Linked DNA regions of Homo sapiens: region 1 is linked to region 2. Evidence: chromatin loops called from intact Hi-C (ENCODE). Cell type or tissue: pancreas. All regions are shown on one strand.

The links. Hi-C counts contacts between places; a loop is a spot of excess contacts. Peaks named below come from ENCODE experiments on the same cell type or tissue, not always from the same donor. Only the 100,000 strongest peaks of a DNase experiment are listed, where the experiment ranks them.
Region 1: a loop joins it to region 2, with 2.0 times the contacts of the local background. A loop is called at or near these places in 3 of 110 quality-filtered maps.

Annotation. Positions count from the first base shown.
Region 1 is chr4:3,364,001-3,369,000 of GRCh38, forward strand. The region is part of intron 3 of RGS12 (regulator of G protein signaling 12); the gene reads left to right. Among named protein-coding and RNA genes, the nearest start is that of RGS12, 73 kb to the left of the region's middle. In pancreas, no CTCF peak of the experiment used is centred here; a DNase peak (open chromatin) is centred at 2,503.
Region 2 is chr4:3,424,288-3,429,287 of GRCh38, forward strand. It overlaps RGS12 (regulator of G protein signaling 12), which reads left to right. Exons shown (of 18, transcript NM_001394154.1): 14 at 1,177-1,273; 15 at 3,803-3,882; 16 at 4,271-4,424. Among named protein-coding and RNA genes, the nearest start is that of HGFAC, 15 kb to the right of the region's middle. RefSeq lists an enhancer at 1-398 and a silencer at 154-305. In pancreas, no CTCF peak of the experiment used is centred here; DNase peaks (open chromatin) are centred at 2,285 and 2,966.

The sequences.
Region 1 (5,000 bases), 60 kb before region 2:
CAGTCACATGGTCTGTGGTTTCAAACGCTTCCCTCTCCGATTCTGCACGTGTCTTGAGATGGCCAGGAACTGTATTTTATTCATATTTGTGCTTTTCTCTATTCACCAGGAAAATAAGCAGGATTTATCTTAGATGAATCTTGTAACTGTTTGTAAGGGTTGCTGTATAAGCCCTGGGGATGGCCTTGTCATCTCTTGAGTTCTGGCTTGGATGTCACCATCCGACACTAGCACCGCATCACTGGCTGCACGTCGGGGCTCCTGGGCTCGTTACGTCCATCTGCCGTAACTGTGACTTGGGGCCTCCGTGTCTGAGGGCAGCCCCTGCAGCCTGTGCTGAGCTTCCTGGCACTGGGCTCCTCTCACCCAGAGGCCCTGGCAGGGTGGGTGTATCCGCAGAACCTGCTCCTGCAGATGTCCCCATGGAGGTCGGGCCGCACTGTTCCTGAGCTGCGGTTCAGTAGAGCTGGGCCAGGCAACGTCCTGCCTTTGGGAGCTTGCCCTCTGCTTGGGAGAGTTGAACAAACAGCAGCAGCAGAAGACTGTCCAGGGGCTCGTGGCCCCCGGAAACGAGGCCAGGTGATGTGGGGAGTGCCCGACGCTCAGAGGGAGCCAGGGCAGGTGTTGGGACACAGCCCAGGGCCTGGGGCAGCTGGGTGTCCCAGGGACAGAGGGAGGGAGAGCCGGGCTGACACCTGGACTTAGATATTTTAAGTGTGACAGAAGCTTTGGGTAAATTTATTGCCGGGAGCTGAAGGAGAGGGCGACTGCCCTGTGTGTGGCTTGGAGAATTTGGGGGCCTTGGCTGATTTCCCATCACCTGACTTGGCGGTCGCTGCCTGGGAGAGCCAGGGCCTGGCTGCTGCAGGAGGAAGCTTGGCACCTCTGCTTGGAAGGACCCTCCCCGTGGCGAGAGGAGGCTGGGCAGGGTGCGGGACCCAGAGGGGTGCACCCTACACAAGGCAGGCAGAATCCAGGTGGTCACTGGATGGAGCCTCCTGCACCCAGGGCAGAAGCTGCACCTTTCCAGGGGAGCAGAAGGGGCATCCTGGGTGACAGGAGGATGAGGTGACGGCGGTTTGCAGGTTCCCCGGGAGCTGTTGGAGCCAGGAGCCTGGGCTGGAGCCTGGGAGAGACCTGGACTCAGGGACTGGGCAGAGAGGGGATGTTCAGGGCCAGGGATGGCAGACCGCAGTCCCCGGCCAGATCCACTGCCTGTTCTTGTAAATAGAGTCTCCCTGGGCTGCAGTTCCGTCTGCTGTTTTCATGCTACAGCGGCAGAGTGGGGTCGAGTGCGTGGTGTCGCCTGCACAGCGGGCAGTGCCTACTCTTGGCCCTTTACAGGGAGTCTGGAGGGAGGAGGGAGACAGGTGAGAGGAGGGAGGGAGGACAGGTCTTGAGGGAGGGAGGAGGGAGGGAGGTGGCAGGAGCTTTTGCGTCTGTCCCCAGTGAGTTGCCTTGATTCCATCTTGAGGCCTGTACTGTGATCTTGCCCATCCAGAGCTGTAAATCCCAGCAAAAACCGACGGAGCCCTGAGTCCGACCTAAGCCTTAGTGTGAGTCGGACACGGCCTTCTTGGCTGTTGGGTTGATAATGTTGGCTTCTTCCTGGCCTCCCACTCACCTCTGGGACGACGTGCCGCACGTCACATTGTGTAGGAATGAGATCCTCACAGGCCTTTCAGAATAAGCTCCTTTTACCCTGTCTCTTAGGTTTGCGACTTTGCTATTTTCAGAATTTAACTTAGAAATCTTTGCTTGTCTTGGTCTTTCACACACCAGTCTGCTTTTTAAACCCATTATATGGGAAATTTTCTGAACTGTCCTTAAGATCCTGTGAACTCCGGACATGTAATAGGATTCTTCAGTGCTTCAGGGCCTTCTCATTGAGTGAATGTTTGTTGAACACCTACTATGTGCCCGACATTATTTTGGCTCTGGGGAGGCAGTGGGGAACATGCTCAGTGTTGACCCCTCCCTGCCTTGTGGAGCTGGTCCTGGATGGGCTGCATGGGGCACCGTTGCGTGGGGCGTGCTCGAGGTGGAGACGGCTGTGAGCAGCTGCAGGCCAGGCAGTGGTGGGACCTCATCTGGGGGGTGCTGGCCTGGGCAGCACCATGACCCACCCGAGAAGGGCAATGGGGAAGGAAGGCAGGCAGGCAGGACAGCCAGACTGTTAGGGGTTAGGGGTTAGGCACAGGGCTGGGGCGGGTGCTGGGCAGACTGCAAAGGGTCAGACTGGCATATGGCGGCCAGCTGTCTAGTTGGTTATGCGGGGTCAGGGGTGGAGGGCAGGAGGATGGGAGAGCCCAGCTGGGGGAGATTTGAGGGCCCTGCCCATAGAGGAGCCACACCTGGGCCTTTGGCTTGGCGACCAGAGGCCTCCAGGGTTAAGAGCAGGGAGAGAATCAGGGCCTGTGCTCATATCTGTGAGCTCTGCAGATGTCTCCCGGGCACAGTCAGCAGAGGCGCTCCTCCAGTTCCCGCCTCTCTGCCTCGCACGCCCTCCTAGCTGAGAGTGAGGTGGTCCGGCCCCGTGAAGGAGGCAGCAGGGCTTGCGGCCGGGATCCACCAGGGCCGTCCCGGTTCCTGGGTGTTCCGCGCCCGTCTCCTTTCTGCTGTTGAGAAACCTTCAGGAGAGAGTGCTTCTGTTCCCTCCAGGTCGAGCTGTGCGCCAGGCATGGCCGGAAAGCTCAGGAGGCCCTGGTTAGGCTGGGGCATCACGGGATGTGTCCTCTAGCAGAGACTGGTGTGGGTGGGCGCAGGAACTGGTGAGAGAGGCCTGGGAGACAGGTGAGTCTGTAAGGAGGCCCAGAGTCAAGGAGGAGCTCTTTGGCAGGTCCTGGAGACCCTGGGTCACCCACAGGCCCCTTTGCCTTCACTGGAACTTTCCAGTTAGCCAGGCCTCTCCTGGCCCCAGGACATAGCCCACGTGGGTCCTCACCTCTGCCCGGCTCAGCTCCTCCCCGCCCAGAATGCCCTCTGCCCCGCCACCCCCATCATCCCTGCTGCCCTGGCTGGACCCAGAGCTCCCATCTGCGAACTCCTCCAATCTAGCCCTGCCCCCCTGCTCACCCTGGGTTTCCAGCTCAGGACAGACCCCTGGGGAGGTGAGGGGCTCCCTCTGGGTACTCAGGAAGCATGTCCTGTTGTCCAGCTGGGCGGTGATATGCAGGCCTGAGTCCCCGCTGCACCACAGCTGCCTCCAGGCTCACATGCCCACTTGCCGAGCTCACCACACGGGGGCTTCGCCTTCTCTGGGATCCGCGGTGGGCCTGCGTTGGAGGGCTGAGAACGGCTCGCCCTTTCCGAGCTAGCACTCTGCCCACTTTCTCTTCACGCCCCGTCCTGGTGAGGCGGTGCCTGTGCAGCGCATGATCGGGTGCTCCCGCCTTGCGGTGCTTTCTTCCTGTGCCCAGACTGGCCATGCATGTGTTGGTGAAGGGCTGTGCTGGGCTTCCCGGGCCCGGGGTCTGAACCCGACTCCCACCAGGCACTGAGTAAACACATCCATCCAAACAAGGGAGGTGGAGCACGAAGCAGGGGCAATGGGCTGGGGCCCAGAATCTTCTGGGGATGTGGCTGTCAGCAGCTCCTGGACCTCTGACCATGTGGCAGGGGGCTCATCCCCGTCTCCCCAGGGCACTTGCTGCTGGGGCCCTCAGGCGGTCACAGGAGTTCTCCCAGGCGTGTTCTGGCCCTGCCCCATCCCTTTCCTCACCCATCTGCAGAGGGGAGTTACTGGCTAGGCAGGGGAGGTCAGCAGCTGCAGAAAAGGACAGGCTCCCACAAAAGAGGAGATGGGGGGAGCCTAGAGAGAGACAGGAGAACCCGGAGGCCCTGTTGTTGGAGGCCCTGTTGTTAGTGACCGGACAGCAACAGGCGGACCCCTAGCAGCCTGGGCTGCTTTGTGGGCTTTGCGAATAAACCACGTAGACAATGTGAAATTGTGTTTCTTCCTTTCCGTCCTCGATGGAACACAATGGGATGAAGATGTTTCTGTCTGAAAGAACTGAGGTGAAATCAGTTTAGCACTTAGGTGATAACCCCTCAGCAGAAGGCCCCACGCATGCCCAGGCTGCCTTCGGTTCTCAGGCGCTGGTGGCTGTTCCCAGGGTCTGGGGGCCCTGGGGGGCCAGGATGCTGTTGTCCTCTGCTCCCGCCTGGAGACCACTGTCTCCTCCAAAGCTCTGTAAACTGTCAGTAGTGCAGGCCCCTCAGAAGCCAATGAGGTTAACGGGCAGGTCAGCGTCAGGGGCTCACCCAGCCACCCCAGAACCCCTTGCTGTTGTTCCAGAACCTTCAGATTGCTTTCTCTGAAAGTGTGCCTGTGTGTGTGCCTGTGTGTGTGTGCACCTGTGTGTGTGCGTGCCTGTGTGTGGGTGCCTGTGTGTGTGGGGTGCCTGTGTGTGTGTGAGTGCCTGTGTGTGTGTGGGTGCCTGTGTGTGTGTGGGGTGCCTTTGTGTGTGGGGGTGCCTGTGTGTGAGGTGCCTGTGTGTGTGTGGGTGCCTGTGTGTGTGTGGGGTACGTGTGTGTGTGGGGTACGTGTGTGGGGTGCATGTGTGTGTGTGTGGGGTGCCTGTGTGTGTGCCTGTGTGTGTGTGGGTACCTGTGTGTGGGGGGGTACATGTGTGTGTGTGGTACGTGTGTGGGGTGCATGTGTGTGTAGGGGGGGTGCCTGTGTGTGTGGGGGTGCCTGTGTGTGTTGGGGGTGCCTGTGTGTGTTGGGGGGTGCCTGTGTGTGTTGGGGGGTGCCTGTGTGTGTGTGGTGGGGTGGATGCTGACGGGAAGGCAGGGGACGAGGATGCTGGTTTTGTCTGAGAGATGTGGCTTAGCCCAGGAATGGTGATGTGGTCTGGTCTATACGTGCTCCGCCTTCTGTCATACTGCCTGCCATGCCTGTCGTACCTAATGTAGACCCTCTGGCCCAGAGCCCAGGGGAAGTGGGTGGGGCCATGGTAGGTAGAGGCGGGGCCCTGTCGAGGAACAGGGCTTCTGAG
Region 2 (5,000 bases):
ATTTCAAGTATTTTCAGGATTTTAGTTTTCCCTGAAACTACACTCAAAATTATTCAAGAGCTTTGAAGTGAACAAGAAGAACCTATTAAATTATTTACAGACACCACCTCCGAGGGTAACCTGAAGCCTCTTCCCCGCGCTGCAGGCTCCATCCTGGAGTCCAGAAATCTGCAGGTGGGAGACAGACCTGGCCTGGCTCCCAGGTGTGCCCCTCTGGCCGACTCTGGGGAGACGCTGCGCAATTGTTTAGCCCCTGTGTGTCACAGTTTCCCTGACTGTAAAATGGGGTTGGTCGTGGCAGCGTGCTCGTGGCATGGTTGGGGGGCACCAGGGTGGAAGGGCTGGCTGCGGTCAGGCTCGTTCCCTGTGAGCTGCGGCCCTCGGCTGCCGAGGCTGTGGGGGCTATGGAGGATTCGTGTGGAATGGGTTGTTTGGGATGTGGCTTTTCCTTGGACGCTGTCTCCTGACCTCTCCAGTGAATTCTGTGGCCCCCTGTGTCCACGAATGTGGTGGAGAAGGCGGGACCTGGGGCAGTTCCTCTGCTTCCCCCGCAGGGCCCACCACGCCTGCCCAGCGGACCAGCCCCTTCAGGAGCTTAGAGCCTCTCCCGCCTGGCATTGGACAGCTGTCATTCCCCTGACTGACAGATCGTGAATGCCAAACATGTTCAGATGTCTTTTCTTAACAGTGACTATGGCAGGTGAAGAGTCAGATTCTCTGCCAGAGGAGAGCTCTGATGCAGAGACAAGAACTCCAGCCCGGTGGCTAGTGGCGCTTCATTTCAGCCTCAAACCTGGTCCTAAAGTTGTCTGTCTTTGCTTCCTTGTTTACAAAGGGGAACATCTGCTCTCAGTATTCCCCTCATAGCAGTTTCGAGGGTCAGTATTTCCCTCATAGCAGCGTCCGAGGGTCAGTGTTCCCCTTGTAGCAGCGACCAAGGGTTGCCACCTCCTGCGTGATTCCATCGAGCTTAGGATGGTCGTGTAGTCGGGACCCATGTCAGGAGCATGGCTCAGCCCCAGCTTGTGTGCCTCAGTCAGGCAGGCCTCACCTCGGGGCCATCTCCTGCGTGACTCCATCAAGCCTAGGACAGTCATGCAGTCGGGTGGGATCACACACATCTGTTCCCTGAAGTTCCAGTCTGGGTAAATTATTCAGTGCTGATCTCTGCCCTAGAGTGGAGAGAAGGAGCCCCTGGACCTTGGCGCCCCTATATCGAGTCTGGACGGACAGCGGGTTGTCTTGGAGGAGAAGGATCCTTCCAGAGGAAAGGGTGAGTAGGGCTGGTGCAGCGGATGGGGAGAGGGTGAGTGGGTCCAGTGCAGGGGAGGGGGCTATGGAGCCGGTGCAGGGGAGGGGGTGAGTGGGGCCAGTGCAGGGGAGGGGCAGGTGGGGCTTGCGCAGGAGAGGGGGTGGGCGGGGCCTGCACAGAGTAGAGGGTAAGTGGGGCCAGCGCAGGGGAGGGGGCTGTGGCGTTGGCATAGGGGAGAGGGTGAGCGGGGCCAGTGCAGGGGAGGGGGCTGTGGCGTTGGCATAGGGGAGAGGGCGAGCGGGGCCAGTGCAGGGGAGGGGGCTGTGGCGTTGGCATAGGGGAGAGGGTGAGCGGGGCCAGTGCAGGGGAGGGGGCTGTGGAGTTGGCACAGGGGAGAGGGCGAGTGGGGCCAGCGCAGGGGAGGGGGCTGTGGGGCCTGCACAGGGTAGGGGGCAGGGGTTGGCATAGGGGAGAGGGTGAGCGGGGCCAGTGCAGGGGAGGGGGCTGTGGAGTTGGCACAGGGGAGAGGGCGAGCGGGGCCAGTGCAGGGGAGGGGGCTGTGGGGTTGGCATAGGGGAGAGGGCGAGTGGGGCCAGTGCAGGGGAGGGGGCTGTGGGGTTGGCATAGGGGAGAGGGCGAGTGGGGCCAGTGCAGGGGAGGGGGCTGTGGGGTTGGCATAGGGGAGAGGGCGAGTGGGGCCAGTGCAGGGGAGGGGGCTGTGGGGTTGGCATAGGGGAGAGGGCGAGCGGGGCCAGTGCAGGGGAGGGGGTGAGTGGGGCTTGTGCAGGAGAGAGGGCAGGCGGGGCTGGCCCAGGGGAGGGGGAGGCTTTGGAGTTAGTACACAAAAGAGAATTGGTCTGGGCCCCCTGGTCCCTCCTTGGTGCCCTGATCTGGCGCCCTTCCCTCCAGGCACAAAACAGGAAGCCAGGGCAGTAGGCGCCTGTGCTCTGCCCGGCAAAATGGAGGCTGCAGGCTCGGTCATTTGGGCTGGTTCTGCAGTTCCTTGCGTGCAGGGAATCGGGCGGTCGACAGAGCTCTTTCCAACGTGTTGCCTTGGTCATGACAGTCCTGCCCTGGGGAAGCTGGGTCCGGCCAGCAGCCTTCGGAGATGGGCTCGTCGCCCGGCCCCCACCTCATCCTGACGCGCAGGAGCCGGCCCTCCTTAGAGCCCTTGTTGAGAACCGTGCGTGAGGAAGGTTACTCAGACCCAGGAGGGTGGGTCCTGTTTGTAGCTGTCCCCAGGGACAGGCAGAGGCGTGGCCTTGGGGCCTGCAGGTGCAGGTGCCGTAGGGAGGTGTGTCTTGGAAAGAGCTTTCTGGAAACCCACCTGCAGATGTTCTAGGTAGAGAGCTCACTTTGTGAGGAGCCACTTCAGGTGACATTGGGCTGCCCCTCTGCCTTTCAGGTTGTTGGCCCTGATGATGTCACGCAGGGAGCACGTGGCTCACTTGTCCCCACCCAGGGAGACCTGGGCCATGGGTCCCAGTCAGAAGCAAGCGCTGAGGCCATTAGTCCTGGAGCTCCAACTCTTGCTCCCCTCCCCAACTCCTCACAGAGCAGAGACCCTTCCCCGAGCCCACCCTTTGCTCTAGGGAAAGCCTTACGCTGGGCCCTGACACCCACCCAGGCAGGTGGGGCAGGCACAGCATGTGTAACCCAGCAGGGCGGCCAGCAGCTTTGCCCCGGCTGACCCTCTGTGCCCAGGGCCTGCTGGGCCTCGGGGCTTGTTTGTGTACAGGCAAGTCCTGTGGTGGAGCTTGGCGCTCAGCGTTTTTGTAGGGCTGTATGTGGGGCAGGAGCGCGACTCCTCCAGTCACATTTGGGCCACAGAAATGGGCTTGAGGCCGTTAGTGCCAGCAGAGGCCAGCCTGTGGCCCTGGCATGGGGCAAAGGCTGTATTTGAAAATATGTCATGGACTGGCACAGTGGCTCATGCCTGTAATCCCAGCACTTTTGGAGGCCAAGGTGGGTGGATCACCTGAGGTCAGGAGTTCGAAACCAGCCTGGCCAGCATGGTGAAACCTCGTTTCTACTAAAAATACAAAAATTAGCTGGGTGTGGTGGCACATGCCTGTAATCCCAGCTACATGGGAGGCTGAGGCAGGAGAATTGCTTGAACCCAGGATGCGGGGGTTGCAGTGAGCCGAGATCGTGCCACTGCACTCCAGCCTGGGAGACAGAGTGAGACTCTGTCTCAAAAAAAGAAAAAAAAGAAAGAAAAGAGAAAGAAAATATGTCATAAATGTAAGACTCTGACTTTCTAGAGAATATTTATGCCAAATAGTATATGAAATGAGCTTTTCAATTTCAACATCACTCCTCCAGCAAGTCCCTAGTTAGATGTACGGAGCCCGGCTGTGTGCGTGGAGGACGGGCCCTCTCTCCTGTCCCATGGGGACTCCCCTCAGGGCTGTGCGTGGTGAATAAGGGCAGCAGATGCCTTGTGGCTTCTCTACAGCTTTGCTCTCAGAGACAGTAGGAGCAGGTTGTCTATGAAACATTCAGATGGATTTGCGAGTCCCTGAAGTCATAAAGCTTTCTTATGTTTAGCATCCGCAGATAAACAGAAAGGTGTGCCAGTGAAACAGAACACAGCTGTAAATTCCAGCTCCAGAAACCACTCGGCTACGGTAATTCCCCACCCTGGCCCACCCTGTGCCCTGCTCCTCTCGCTGTGGCCCCCGCCTGCCCTGCGCAGTGCCCTGGTGCTTCCTTACCGCCTGCTTATCACTGTGTGTCTCCCCCACGCTCCTTGGCGGGGTCTCTCTCGTCCCTGCCGATGCCCAGCTCCCTCTTACCTGTGAAGGACTGGCTTTCTTTTCTTCTGAGGTGGGAGTGGTTGTGCCTTAAATGCTATTCTTGTTTGTAATCCTTATCATTGCAATGGTTTTTCTGCAATGCATGTAAATTCTGTATCAATGCAATCTATTTCATAGAGCCTTCTACTCTCTAACTAATGAATGATGTATTGTCGTGTATTGAAATGAAAGTAGAACTTTGACTTTCCTTCTAATGCAGGGAGAGGAAAGAACACTAGGCAAGTCTAATTCTATTAAAATAAAAGGAGAAAATGGAAAAAATGCTAGGGATCCCCGGCTTTCAAAGAGAGAAGAATCTATTGCAAAGATTGGGAAAAAAAAATATCAGAAAATTAATTTGGACGAAGCAGAGGGTATGTGAACTTTTTAAAACTTCCACGTTTTTAGTAAATGCACAGTTAGTTTCCAGTATAGTCAGTAGATCTGCTTTGAGCTGTCAGCATCTGGGTGACTGCGGTCCGTCCCTGTGGCCTGGAAGACATGTTTCTCCCGGGGGCAGTCTGTGGGCTGTTGGGATCACTCCACCGAAACCCCAGTTTTGAGACTGAGTGCCAGGCCTCCTAGGGCATCAGGGGCAGCCGATGTGAGCAGCACTGTCTGCCCTGAGATGCCAGAGGCCCCCGCAGGCTCTGCCTCCCTCTCACCCCAGCTCCTCCCTATGGCCCCACCACTGGCTTGTGCCAGGGTCCCCAGCGTGACTGGAGGCACAGTTAGCATTAGAGAGTCCACCCTAGGCAGAGCTGGGCACCCAGGTGAGGGGAGGTGGAGCACACTGGTCTGGAAGGACCGTGGGCTTGCTGAGCTCTCTTGGCTGCGGGGGTCAGTGAGGAAGGTCAGCCTGCACACCCCTGGCCTCCAGGAGAGACAACAGGCACACTGGAAGACTGAGATGGAGAGATGAGTCCTTTCTTGAAGCTCCTTTTTCTCCA